2 separate regions of the Homo sapiens genome follow, and region 1 is linked to region 2. A link is an interaction called in ENCODE POLR2A ChIA-PET data of the cell type or tissue named here. Cell type or tissue: Panc1. All regions are shown on one strand. Links, peaks and the distances in the headings refer to the core of each region. The heading gives the core; the rest is flanking DNA. Region 1 has its middle 6.2 kb from the start of LINC01267. Region 2 overlaps SLC6A6 (solute carrier family 6 member 6).

What was found. Peaks named below come from ENCODE experiments on the same cell type or tissue, not always from the same donor. Only the 100,000 strongest peaks of a DNase experiment are listed, where the experiment ranks them.
Region 1: POLR2A ChIA-PET joins it to region 2 with 11 read pairs; 3 of 35 experiments call an interaction of 5 or more read pairs at or near these places.

What each region holds. Positions count from the first base shown.
Region 1 is chr3:14,355,422-14,362,046 of GRCh38, forward strand. No RefSeq gene overlaps it. Among named protein-coding and RNA genes, the nearest start is that of LINC01267, 6.2 kb to the left of the region's middle. In Panc1, for the core only: no CTCF peak of the experiment used is centred there; no DNase peak of the experiment used is centred there.
Region 2 is chr3:14,412,047-14,418,671 of GRCh38, forward strand. SLC6A6 (solute carrier family 6 member 6) reads left to right here. Exons shown (of 15, transcript NM_003043.6): 2 at 4,366-4,407. Among named protein-coding and RNA genes, the nearest start is that of SLC6A6, 13 kb to the left of the region's middle. RefSeq lists a silencer at 1,684-1,783. In Panc1, for the core only: no CTCF peak of the experiment used is centred there; no DNase peak of the experiment used is centred there; H3K27ac peaks cover 1,181 bases.

The sequences.
Region 1 (6,625 bases), core at 2,161-4,660, 56 kb before region 2:
TCACAGTCACCTCAACCTTCTGGGCTCAATTGATCCTCCCACCTGAGCCTCCCCAGTAGCTGGGACCACAAGTACATATCACCATGCCCAGCTAATTTTTTAATTTATTTTTTGTAGAGATGAGGGCTCACTATGTTGCCCAGGCTGGTCTCAAACTTCTGGGCTCCAGCAATCCACCTGCCTCGGCCTCCCAAAGTGCTGGGATTATAGGTGTGAGCCACTGTGCCTGGCCAGCCCTGGCAATTCATATAACCAGTAGTCTTAAACATTTTTCATGGCAATATTTTTTAGCCTCCTTCCTCTTTCTTCAAAAGAATTCTTACAAAGTAATCTATTAGATTAAAAAATATCAAAAGGCTTCTGCCCTTGAAAGAAAGTGGGGCCCCAAATCCTGTCTGGTCCTTCTCCTGACTCCAGCCACCCTGGACACTGCCATGAAACACTGTGTACACCCCTGCTCAAGCCCAGTAGTGATCACACCTGCCTGTAGCTATAGTGCACCTGCTGTATACCTGGCACTGCCTGAGCCTGTTGTCACCATCCCCTCCACTTCTCAATCATAGTCCTAAAATTGAGATCTTATCATCCCATTTTCCAGGTGGGAAGACTAAGGCTAAGAGAGACTAAGTAAGTTAGCTGAGGTCATCCAGCATGTGTGGGGTGGGTCAAGATTCACACTGAAACCTATCAGCGCCTCAAAGACTGTGTTCCTTCTACTGCCCTACTTGAGGCATGGGAAAACTGTGACCTAGAGCAGGGGAGGGTTGGTGACCTTCTGAGGCCATACTCTTACCTGCTGAACCTGGGTCAAGGCCAGTGTGGCCTTGATGACTTCTGGGCTGGTCAGCTCTTGTCCAACCCTGGCTGTGAGTGCTGGGGGGAGAATGCACTGGGCTAGGTTTATAACCGCCCTGGACTCTGTTCTGTCACAGATTGACTTCCGGGGCAGCTCAGCCCACAGCTAAGTTCAGGGGCTCTGGGGACTGAGTGTTGCCATCACCTTTTCCTCTGAAATCCAGCTACAGGGCATCCAGGGGTGGCTGGAACAGACGGACCATCGAGTCTAACCCCACAATTTACAGATGGGGAAACTGAGGCCCAGCCATCCAGACAGCAGTCGTTGGCCTTCCACTGGGCAATCACTGTTGCCAAGTGTAGCATTAATGACTGCATCCTCCCAACAACCCCAGCAGTCCAGGAAGGGACACTTATTAAGCTCCAACTGTATGCCTCATATTGCATTAAGTGTATTCTTAACTGTTATCTCCTTCACACTGCACAACTGCCCATCTAGTAAAAGGAGAAACTGGCCGGGCGTGGTGGCTCACGCCTGTAATCCCAGCACTTTGGGAGGCCGAGGCGGGCGGATCATGAGGTCAGGAGATCGAGAACATCCTGGCTAACACAGTGAAACCCCGTCTCTACTAAAAATACAAATAATTAGCCAGGCGTGGTGGCGGGCACCTGTAGTCCCAGCTACTCGGGAGGCTGAAGCAGGAGAACGGCATGAACCTGGGAGGCGGAGCTTGCAGTGAGCCGAGATCGCGCCACTGCACTCCAGCCTGGGGGACAGAGCGAGACTCCGTCTCAAAAAAAAAAAAAAAAATGGGGAAACTGAGGGTTCAAGAGGAAAGGTGACTTGCTCCGTCTGCCTGACTCTAAGACTCATTTCTTAGTGCCATAGGAATCCACAGTGTAGGTGTGGTGGTGTAAGGGAGGAGAGGGAGGAAGGTAATTTATAACTCTGGAGACGCTGACTGAGAAGTCTTCCACCCCCCACTAAACAGAATGTGGGTTCCATAGCATATAATACATGCTTACTGAATGCACAGTGGAATGGACGAACACTAGGCTCATTGGTGGTGCTCAGTGCTTGGTGCTCAGTGTTTGCTGAATGAATGAATGACTCTCAATAGGGCATATTAAAAAACTTCCAGCTACTGTCCTTAGTAGAGCAGTCTGCTGCTCTTTCCCCCAATACCATATTTCCTCTTCTCCACTTTTCTATTTCTCTGGTGGGCTACTTGTCCAGCTCAGCTTCTCATGTTTGGAAGTAACTGTCTCTGCTTCTCTCTGACTCCTACCCCTCAAGGCTAAGCTGTTCCATGATCCATTCCTTCAAGAGCATCTCTTTCTTGACCAAGGAATGAGCACTAACAGGCTGACTTGGTTCTTCTTCAGGAGACAGGCTTATACTTTGAAAAGGGAGGCCTTGTGAAAATAGAATCTGAGAACTTGGTGTGTGGTCTGGCAGCATCCGGGACCAGGGCTCAGCTTGGGACTGGAGTTAGAGCTTAGTCTATGACCACAGTCAGGGCTGTCTGGAGTCAGGATCAGGGATTCAGTTAGGGCTCAGGACTCAGTCTATAACTTGGGTTAGGATTCAGCCTGGGTTAAGTTAATTAATTTATTTATTTATTATTTATTTATTTTTGAGATGGGGTCTCGCTCTGTCACCAAGGCTGGAGTGCAGTGGTGCGGTCTTGGCTTACTGCAACCTCCGCCTCCTGGGTTCAAGCAAACCAATCCTCCCACCTCAGCCTCCCGAGTAGCTGGGACTACAGGTGCACACCACCATACCTGGCTAATTTTGTGTATGTTTAGTAGAGACGGTGTTTCACCATGTTGGACAGGCTGGTCTCAAACTCCTGACTTCAGGTGATCTGTCCACCTCAGCCTCCCAAAGTACTGGGATTACAGGCGTGAGCCACCATGCCCGGCCAAGCCTTGGTTAATGTTTGAGCTCAGACAGGGGCCAGGTTTGCATTCATCCCATGAGCTAGGATGGTGGATTAGTCTATGGTTAGGGTCAGGGCTCTAGGACCACGATCAGGCCTAAGTCTGTGGCCAGGACTAGGGTGCGGTGTGTGACCAGGATCAAGCCTCAGCCTAATCAGAGCTTCCAGAACTACTAAGCTCCCTCCCAAAAGTTGATTCCCTGGAATCAACTAGATTTTCCTCTATTCCTTAAGACGTAGCTTCTTTCTAGAGAGTGCCCTCCTAGTGCTGCTCACACGGCCCTTGCAGCCCTGCAGGAGAGCTGCCTCAGCGCCTCCGCCGAGACCCTGCCTCCCGCCTCCCTGCCTCCTGGCTCCAGGGTTATTAAAGGAGGAATCTGTGGGAAGAAGAGAGTAAACAAAATCCATCACGCGGGGCTGGGGCTGGCGCCCGTTCCTCCTGCGGCTCCGCAAGCTGACTCGGAAACCAACAGCGCTGAGCGGACAATGTTGACAGGAGACTTAATGAAATCCAGAGGGAGGCGCCCTGGCAGGGCCTACCTGGAAGGAGGCCCGAGCTGATAATTACATTAATTCTGGTCTATGTCCCAACAAGCGCAGAAGCAAGGGCTGGGTCCAGGGCCCGTTCACCCAGGGCTCCAGGAGTCTGTCATAATTACGGGGAAAAATAAGTTTCGGAACTTACATAACCTCACTGCTTGGGCCCTGAGGGTTAGACCCACTTTGCTTTGCTTTTCCAGGAAATGCACATATGGCAAAGCTACACTTGTGTGCCAGGATCACCTCTGTGGGTCACAGAATGTGTGAGAGCACTGGGCAGGAGCTTGGTTCTTGTCCGCATTTCTCAGATGAGCCAAACTGAGGCTCGGGAGCAAAATGGTCTCATTCAGAGTCCTGCAACCAAAAGGCACAGGGCTAGCATCAAGCTCCGTATTCCAGTTTTCCCTCCTCGAAACCACTCCAGCATGGAGACTGTGGGTGACCGGGAGCGGGGAGATGCATTCTGCCCAAGAAAGGAAAGGAAGAGAATGGTGCCCTTCTCAAATGGTGCATTGGAGGGGGCCAGGCTAAGAAGAAGGAAGAGCCGGCCAGGCAGAGAACACAGCAGATAGAAAGGCACAGTGGCTGGGAAGGATACAGCGTGATGGGAGGAAGGGGTCATCCCATAGGGCTGAGTGCTAGTTCAAGGGCAGAACTGGGGTAAGGAAGTTGAGGCAGGGGCATGAGGAGCATCATATGTTGGAGCCACAGAAAAGTCTCCCACAGCTCCTCTTATTTGAGCCTCACGAACTAGATGCTTTCATTGTTCCCATCTTACAGATAAGTAAACTGAGGCTTAGGAAATTTGAGTCTCTTGCCCAGAGCAACGCAGCCCAAAAGTAGTACTGCTGGGATTAGAACCATGTCTGTTGGGCTTAAACTGCTCCTTCAAACACACTTCTTTCCTGCCTTGCATGCCCCCTGCCGACTTTCCTCACTTTCCAGTTTGGCTCAGCCTGAGATGCCAGCCTGAAGATGCTCCTGGCCAGTGTGGAAAACCACAGAACCTTCAAGAACAGGGTGGCAGCAGGGGCACACTGCATACTCAGGCCTCTGCAGGGCTGTCTCCGGGCGAGGAAGCGGAGGGTCAGGGCCCTAAGGCCTGTGGTGGCAGGAAAGGGGGGAATTAAGGGGAAGCCAGTTCCAGGTGGGGTGAAGACAAATTGACACCCAACAGAACAATGGGCTACTTGGACAGGAAGTGAGCACCCCAGCCTCGGAGGTATAGTATGAAGGGGACAGACAGGGAGACAGGAGATCTATACGTCTTGGTCCCAACCAAATCTGCACACCCGAGTTTCCAGGAGCCCCACCTCTCCTGGGAAAAACCATTCCTAGCCACCTGCCACTGAGGTCGGCTCCAGGAAGTGTCAAGGCCTGCCTGGGGGATCTGTTGCCTTCCAGGGGTTCCTCCTCAGACGTTTCCAGCCCCTTGAAAACAGCACCCAAACAGAACCTGAAGAAAAAGTGCTCACATGTGCGGGACTGCTCTGTGGGATCCTGTCTCTCCCCTGAGCACAGACACAGGAGCACAGAGAGGGGGAGTGAGTAACCAGGCGTCACACAGCACAGTCCAGGTGGGCCTCCTGGAGAACGGATGTGACCAGGCTCACCCTCAGGGTGAGACCTCTCGCTTGGGTCAGAGGGTCCTTGACGTTGCCCTAATCAGGAATGAGAGTGTTTGTTTTCAGCCAAATATTTCCCTGACCGCAGACGAGACGGGATGCGACTGCACATTCCAGAGTCCTGGCAGCTTAAGAAACCATGCTGTGGGGTCTGCCTGGTCCCCTTGCCTCCTCCTGGGGGCCTGGTGCCCACCCCCCAGGCCCTGGGGTCTGGCTGCCAGCTTGGATGAGAACGTTGTTTGTAGCAGAAGGTGTTGGCAACACCCCAACACCTCTTCTCTCCTCATCCTTCTGGACCCCCCAGGTCTCAGCCCCATGGATGCTAATCTGGCTTGTGGAGGTTTCACCAGACCCTGGGAGATGAGCATCCCAGGCAGGGAGACAGCATGTACTGTCTTGTGGCCCAGAGGCATGACAACGGTGTGGCCTCCCTGGAGAAGGCGTGTGTGCTCTGTGGCTGGAGCGTGAGTCTCCTGCCCAGCAAGGGTCGGGGTGAGAGAGGACAGGTATGGCCAGCTTGCAGAAGGCCCAGAGCACAAAGAATCTGTGGTCTTGGAGCAATAGGGGGCCGTGGAAGTTGAACAGGGGAGTGCCAGGGTTAGAAATGTGTTCCAGGAATTTCCCTCCAGTGGACATCAGTGGCCAATTGAGTGGACAGGCAAATGCATGGGCACCAGAAGGCTGGGGAGTAGGCTGAAGCAGGGACAGCCAAAGCGGGGTGCAGAGGGTGGGACAGGATGAGAGGAAAAGGCAGAGTCAGGTCATCAGCTAGCCGTGAGACTGATAGATGTGGATATTAGGGTCCTCGTTTACAGAAGAGGAAACTGAGGCTTAAAAGGATGAGAAGTGATTTGCCCAGCTGCCTGGGGAGCAGTGGAGCTGGCATCATGGACTCCGATTCCACTGCCATTTCTCTCTACTGTATCCACGTTGGTGGAGTTCACAGCCTTGACCACCTGTGGTCAGGATTTCTGAGGTAAGTCACATTCCCCACCCAGGGCCCTGGTCAGAGGCAGCATGTCTCCAACCCCGGCCCTGCTCAAGGCCCTGGCTCCTGCCAGAACTGTAGTAAGCCCACTCCCCCATACAGTCAATTTCTTCCTCTCCACTCCTTGGTGATTCCTGTTGAACTCCTACAGATCCCTTGATAGCCAACTGAAAATCACCTCCTCATGGTTGCCCTCCAGACGACTGCAGACAGAATCAGTCTCTCCTCCAGACCCTGGGGTAGACACTTCCCAGTGTCCCATCACCTGGGAAGGCCTTGGGGGCAGAGGGCTTGTATCGTCTCTGCCTTCTCAGGACCCAGAACAGGGCCCGGTATACAGTAGATACTCCATAACTATTGATTACAGCGAGTGAATGCATGAACAACTCGATGCTCACGCCCCAGCACAGATGATCAAAGATAGGTTTTGAAGCCAGGCAGCCCCGGCCAACTCCTGTCTCTGTCTCTGGCCAGCTGGGTGGCCCTGGGGCTTCAGCTGCCTGAACCTCAGTTTCCTTTTCTGTAGACCGTTGGCAACTGTCCTGAGCGTGCAGCCTGAAAAGCAAATTCAGTAACAGACATAGCCCAGCAGAGCACTTGAGAGCATGGTCCCTGAAGCCAGCTGGCCTGGGTTCAAATCCTGACTCTGCCATTGACCAGCTGTGTGGCTTTGGGCAAGTTACGTGACTGCTCTGGGCCTCAGTTTCCCCATCTGTAAAATGGAGGATAGTAGT
Region 2 (6,625 bases), core at 1,681-4,180:
GGGGTGGCCCAGATAGGTTTTGTGTTTAAGGGAAATACCTTCTGAATAAAGGGAGGAAAGACCATTCTATCCATTGTGGAAGCGCGTGCCACCACACGGGGTGCTGTTCCTGCGGGACTCCTTTAAGGATGCAGTCATCCTCTTGGTGGTTTTTCAAGATGTCCTAGCCCTGGCTCTGAAAGGAGGTGTCCCGATTTGGGGACAGGAGTTCCAGAGTTACTCTGAGCAGAGCTGTAGCAACAGGCTTTTAGTAAAGAACGTTGCCTCGAGGAACAATAATGTGGATTCCTCTTCTGCCACTGGTAGAATATCAATTAGAACAGACTTTTAAAAAAAGAAAAGCAAAAACTCGTCCAGGTGTGGTGGCTCACGCCTGTAATCCCAGTATTTTGGGAGACTGAGGCAGGTGGATTGCTTGAGCTCAGGAGTTCGAGACCAGCCTGGGCAACATGGCAAAACCCCATCTCTAAAAAAATGCAAAAATTCGCCGGGTGTGGTGGCACGCACCTGTAGTCCCAGCTATTTGGGAGGATGAGCCTGGTAGGCAGAGATTGTACTGAGCTGAGATCGTGCCACCGCACTCCAGCCTGGGTGACAACAGTGAGACAGCAGGCCTAAGTGGGGCCTGGGGCCCTGAATTTCTAACCAAATCCCAGGCACTGTGGACGGTGCTGGTCTGGGGACCACTCTTTGAGTCAAGGAGATAAATAGTGCAGTTGTGAGCCTCCTATACATTAAAAGCCAGATCCTGTGCTTCGTCAACTCCTCTTCTTAATCCTCACCAAAGACACCACTATTCCCATTTTGCACATGAAGACCCGAGGCCCTGCTGAGGGCAGGTAACTTGCCCAAGGTCACACAGCTGGGAGCCTGCCGGCATTCGTGCTGGGCCAGCGCCACCTTGGAAAGGTTGCTGTTGGGGAAGCCTTTCACTACTGAACAGTGTCCTCGCTCCAAAAGCCACAGGAGGCTTTTCAAGGCAGCCAAGTCGGATGTAAATCAGGGGAGAGCCCAGGGCTAGCCAGGCTGCTGACAGCAGGGCGGCCTGGGTCACTGTGTCCGGACAAGGCCCACAGCGGGATTTGGGGCTGGCATGATGCCTGGGAGTGGGGGAGCCACTGGGGATGCTCTGGGCGCCTGGAAAACCAGCCTGGAGCCTGCTGGAGCCCAAGGAAGCACCTTAGCCTCTGACAGCCTCCCCCATTATTTAAATACATTCCAGGGAACACAGCTGGCTGGAAGGGGCAGTGATGGGACCACAGGAGCTGGGACCTGCTGCTTCCGTTGTTTAAAGGCTGGTTCATCCCTGCAGCCACGCAGGCATTCTCCGTAATCGCCGTCTGCTTTGAGGACAGAGAGGTCGTGGTCTTCTGCTGGCTGGGGCTTTATTTTTGCACTGAGCACCTGTCCTCAGCAAACTGGGAAAAGTAGAACACGTAGTGACTCTGAGTCCTCAAAATGCTGTCCCTGGCCCAGCAGTATGGGCATCACGTGGGAGCCTGCAGAATGCAGAACCTCAGGCCCCACCCCAGACCTTCTCATTTAGACCTTGGGGGCAGGGCTCCGCATTCTGGGTTTTCAAGAGCCCTCCAGGCAATTCTGCTTTGTATTTAACTTTGGGAAGGGCTGATGACCTCTCTGGCTGTGTGCCTGGGGCCGGGGGTGGGGCTGGGGGAAGGGTCAGGCCTAATCCTTGCCCGTGATAACTAGAGTGCCAGGGCTGCGGGAACCTCAGGTGTTCTGTCATCTGCATCCTTCCTCTTTTTTATAATGGGAGGAGTGTGTCAGAGACATGCATAAAATTACGCAGCAAGTTCAAGGCAGGGTATAGGTCTGGATTCTTATCTTGCAAATGGCAGAAATCAGTTCAAACAGACTTCAGTTTTATTTTTTTTATTTATTTATTTTTGAGATGAGTCTTTCTGTGTCTCCCAGGCATGAGTCACCACACCCGGCCTAAACTGACATTAAAAATAAAAAAGAACATTTACTGACTCTTTTAACTTAAAAGCCTGGGGCCATACTTCAGCCTGGGGCTGAGTCCAGGTGCTGAAAGATGTCATCGGGACTCAGTTTCCTTCTCTCTGTCTCCCGGCTCCGGGTCTCTCTATGCCTGCTTCATTCTCCATGGATGCCCTAGCTGCTCACCAGTGTAGTGCCGCCCCCTGCCCCAATGTAGCCATCTCAACCAAGAAAGAGCCTTGTTTTTCCCCAATATTTTTGGCAAAAGTCCTAGTCATCACTGTTTTTGACCAGGCTGGTCAAGTGCCTATCTTTGAGCCAATCAAGACAGCCCCCTCTGATTGGCTAGGGCTGGCTCACGTGCCCACCTAGGAGGAGGAGGTGGGGTCAGTCCATCTAGACCCCTTGGGCTGAGAGCAGGCCTATGTGGGTCTCCTCCTGGAACAGGTTTAAGCTGTCCCCAGAAGGGGCATGGGTGCCAGCAGGCTAGACATATGGACTTTAGTGCTATTCTTTTTTTTTTCTTTTTTTTTAAGAGACAGGGTCTCACTCTGTCACCCTGGCTGGACTGCAGTGGTACGATCACTGCTCGCTGCAACCTCAAACTTCTGGGCTCAAGCAGTCCTCCCACCTCAGCCTCCCAAGTGGGTGGGACTACAGGCATGTGCCACCATACCCAGCTAATTTTTAAATTTTATTTTTTTGTAGAGACAGGTCTCCCTGTGTTGCTCAGGTTGGTCTTGAACTCTTGGGCTCATGAGCCTTCTGCCTCAGCCTCCAAGAGTGCTGGGATTGCAGACATGAGCACACCTAGCCTTTAGTGCCATTCTTATCCTCCTCTCTGAGATGGGCTGGCCTCTTGTAATTGGTAAGGTTTTGCCCTATGCAGAATTATGCTGTCCTTCCTCTGATTCTCTTAACCTCGTGCTTTAAACAGGCTGCCTTCATCTTTCACTTTATCCCACTTCCCTGTGTATGGTCTAGGATAGCAAGGTTTACGTTGCTACTTCCACCACCCAAACCCACAGCAGACATCACTAATCCAGCCCAGACTTCACAGAGCCTAGAATGAAGCCTTGATGGCCTCTCATGTGCCCAGCCTCTAGCCGGTGGTTCCAGGCCTCATGAGCTCAGGGACCTTGGCTCTGTCATCCACTGCTGAGCTTCATGTGCCCAGTGCAGTGCCTGGCACAGTAAGTGCACCATAAGTTGTTGACTGACTGTTCCTACTCCACAGTGCCTTGTACCCAGTGGGTGCCAGTGTGAGCCTGTTGAATGTGGAGGCCCTAACAAAGCAATGAGATCATCTAATTTGGGGGACAGGGAGCTCTGTAGGCTGCCGGGACTGGCATTTACTGACACTGGCAAGTGCGCCTCTGGGTCTGGGAAGGAGGCTGCCAGGGCAGGGCTACAGCTACAGCAAGGAAAGGGGTCCTGGAGGCCTCTGTCTGCTCTCCCAGACCCACCCTCCCATGCCCTCTCCCCCTGAGACACCCACTGCCCATTTCTGCTGATCCCAGTTTAACAGTTCATTGAAAATATCTCATTTGAGAAGAAATGATTTCCTGACTTTGTACACTTAGATTCCAGGAATCCAGGAGAGCCTTCCAGCCTCAGGGCAAGGAGCTTTGCTGGTAGGAGGAGGTGATCTGCCCCCAGCTGCCTATTTCCCAAACTGAGCTTCTACTGAAAAAGACAACAGAACCCCCCCGCTCCAAAAAAAGTCTTCTGGGTTAGTCACGTCCGGGACTGCTTGGCTCAGCAAAGCTCAGCAGATTTCCTAGGCACAGTGATTCTCGCCCCTGAACTGGTTGGTGAATACCACATCCCCCAAGGATCTTCTCTGAGGCCCCTCACTCTGGCCCTGGTGTGTCCCTGCGCCCCTTGGGAATAGTCAGGCTATGTGACTGAGCTGGTGGGGCGCTCAGGAGTGTGGGCTTTCTGTGGCTAGGGCTGTGGAACAGCTTACCCATTTGCAGCTGAAACCTTGTTCCCCTCTGACCAAGGGCAATGTGATGGTTCTTGCTGCTGACTAAGTTTTGGGGACCCTGCATCCAAGAGAGGGGCGTGTGTGAGTGAGTGGGAGTGCATGTGTGAGTGTGTGTCCCATGTGGGTCTGTGTGTGGCTGTGAACATGTGTGTGGCTGACACAGGCAAGTGTGTGGGGCTGGGAGTCTGCATATGATTACACTTGTGTCTGTGCGTCTGCATGTGAGCTTGTGTTGGCATGTGTGAGTATGCATGTGTGAGCCTCAGCGTCCTGGCCTTCCAAGGGGTTTGGTCAGCCCCTCCCCAGCACACACGTCTGGTGGTTACAAGTGGGTGGACAATTAGGGGCCCTGTGCACAGTCTGCCTCTGACCAGATCTCTTTCTTCCGTCTTCGCTTCCTCTCTTTGCAATAGATCCAGAACCAGAACCACAGCCCTTCTGAGGAGCTCCCAAACGTAAGTGACCTTGGACCTCCAGGTGGGATGGGTGTCTCACACGTTGTGCAGTGACCCAAGGTGGGGGGCTCAGGAGCTCCGTGTCTCCCCCAGGCTCTAGGAGGACAAGACGGGACCCCTGAGGCCCACAGACCTTGTCCACACCTCACCTCCAGGTGGCAGATCCCCTGGCCTGGCTTGGCCACTCTGTGCCTGCTTGGTCCCCAGCCAGTCTGTGCCAGAGGGCACAGGGACGCCCTGCAAATGGGCCAAGCACTGGTTTTGGAGATCCAGCCTGTGCCCTGTCCTGGCTCTGCTGCAGAGTAGCCTGGGGCAAGTCTGCCGTGGGGAGGATGCCCTCACTGAGTTGATTCTGAGGATTGGGGTCTGAGCTTGGCTCTGTCTCTGTTAAAGGTTTGTTTTTGTTTTGAGACAGGGTCACACTCTGTCGCCTACGCTGGGGTGCAGTGGTGTCATCAGGGCTCACTGCAGCCTCGATCTCCCCAGGTTCAGGTGATCCTCCCACCCCAGCCTCCCTAGCAGCTGGCACTACAGGCGCGTGCCGCCGTGCCCAGCTTATTTTTGTATTTTTTGGAGTAACGGGGTTTCACGATGTTGTCAAGGGCACAGTGGCTCACGCCTCCAATCCCTGCACTTTGGGAGGCCAAGGCAGGAGGATTGCTTGAGGCCAGGAGCTCGAGACCAGCGTGGGCAACATAATGAGCCCCATCTCAGCAAAAATTAAAAATAATATAAATAAAATTATAAATAAACAAGTAAAATGGAAAACCTTTGCTAAAGTTGCAAGAGTATTACAGTGGCCTCGCATTATGCCCTTCGTTGAGATTTTCCCATGGGTAACATTTGCCACATTCGCTTCATCTCTTTCTCACTAATATGTTAAATAAAAACAGTCACGTGAACATTCTTCCATTTTTGCTGAATCATTGGGGAGTAAATTGCAGGCATGATGCCCCTTCACCTCAATCCTTCAGGCCTTTCATAAGAGCAAGGCCAGGCCGGGCGCCGTGGCTCACGCCTGGGATCCCAGCACTTTGGGAGGCCAAGGTGGGCAGATCACGAGGTCAGGAGATCGAGACCATCCTGGCTAACACGGTGAAACCCTGTCTCTACTAAAAAACACAAAAAATTAGCCAGACGTGGTGGCGGGCGCCTGTAGTTCCAGCTACTCGGGAGGCTGAGGCAGGAGAATGGCGTGAACCCGGGGGATGGAGCTTGCAGCGAGCCGCGATCGTGCCACTGCACTCCAGCCTGGGCGACGCAGCGAGACTCCGTCTCGAAAAAAAAAAAAAAAAAGAGCAAGGCCATTCTCTTATATAACCCTAGCACAGTTATCTACCCCAGGACACTGATTTAACATTGACGTGATTCTGTTATCTGTGGATCTTAATGGCATTGCACTGATTGTCTCAGTGTTTACAGCAGCCTTATTTTTCTTTTAGTTCAGGATCGTCATTATGTTTTTAAAAAGGGTTTAAGGGATGTCTCCTTCGCTGATTAAGACATTGCCTGCTCTAGGGGCTTTCAGAGTCTTATTTAATCCTCAGCGTTCATTAAATACATTTTACAATGGGATGTGGCCTGCGTGTGCATGTACACAAACACACACGTCAAACTCAAACCCTGAAATTGAAGTTTCTCAGATCATCCTCGTACTCGCCATCTGCTGTGCTCTGGTCTGCTCTGTCTTCCTTTAGTAAAAAAGATGGCCTTGACCCCTTACATTGATGTCAAGACCCACTGTGGACTCTGCTTTGGAATTAGAAAACCCTGGCTTCCTGGGCAGAAATTTCTAAGGGGGAAGGTTAAGCTCCCACTGGTCCAGGGTTCGGATTGGTTGGAGTGGGGTCCCCTGTGAAGCCGGGACTAGGCAAGCGTTTGTTTGTGGCCCAGAGCTCCTCAACCTGCTGCTGCTAGCAGCTGGACCAAGTCCTTCCTTTTCATCAAGCTCAGCTGGCCTAGGTTGCTTGGTCACAAGCAGCCCCACCCCATGGAGACATATTCTTTGTGCTGTGACATCGGGCAGGGGTGTGTACCCAGCCAGCCACTGGGCAGGCATGGAGGTGACCTACTCGACGTCAGCCTCCACAGGCGTCATCATAATAGTTATAGACGTCAATAATAATGATTGCTACCGCTTCCTGGACTCAGCATGCTCATATACTGCCGAGAGGTTTACTGTGTTAACTCTGTCAACCCAAAGAAGTGGGTGTGCTCT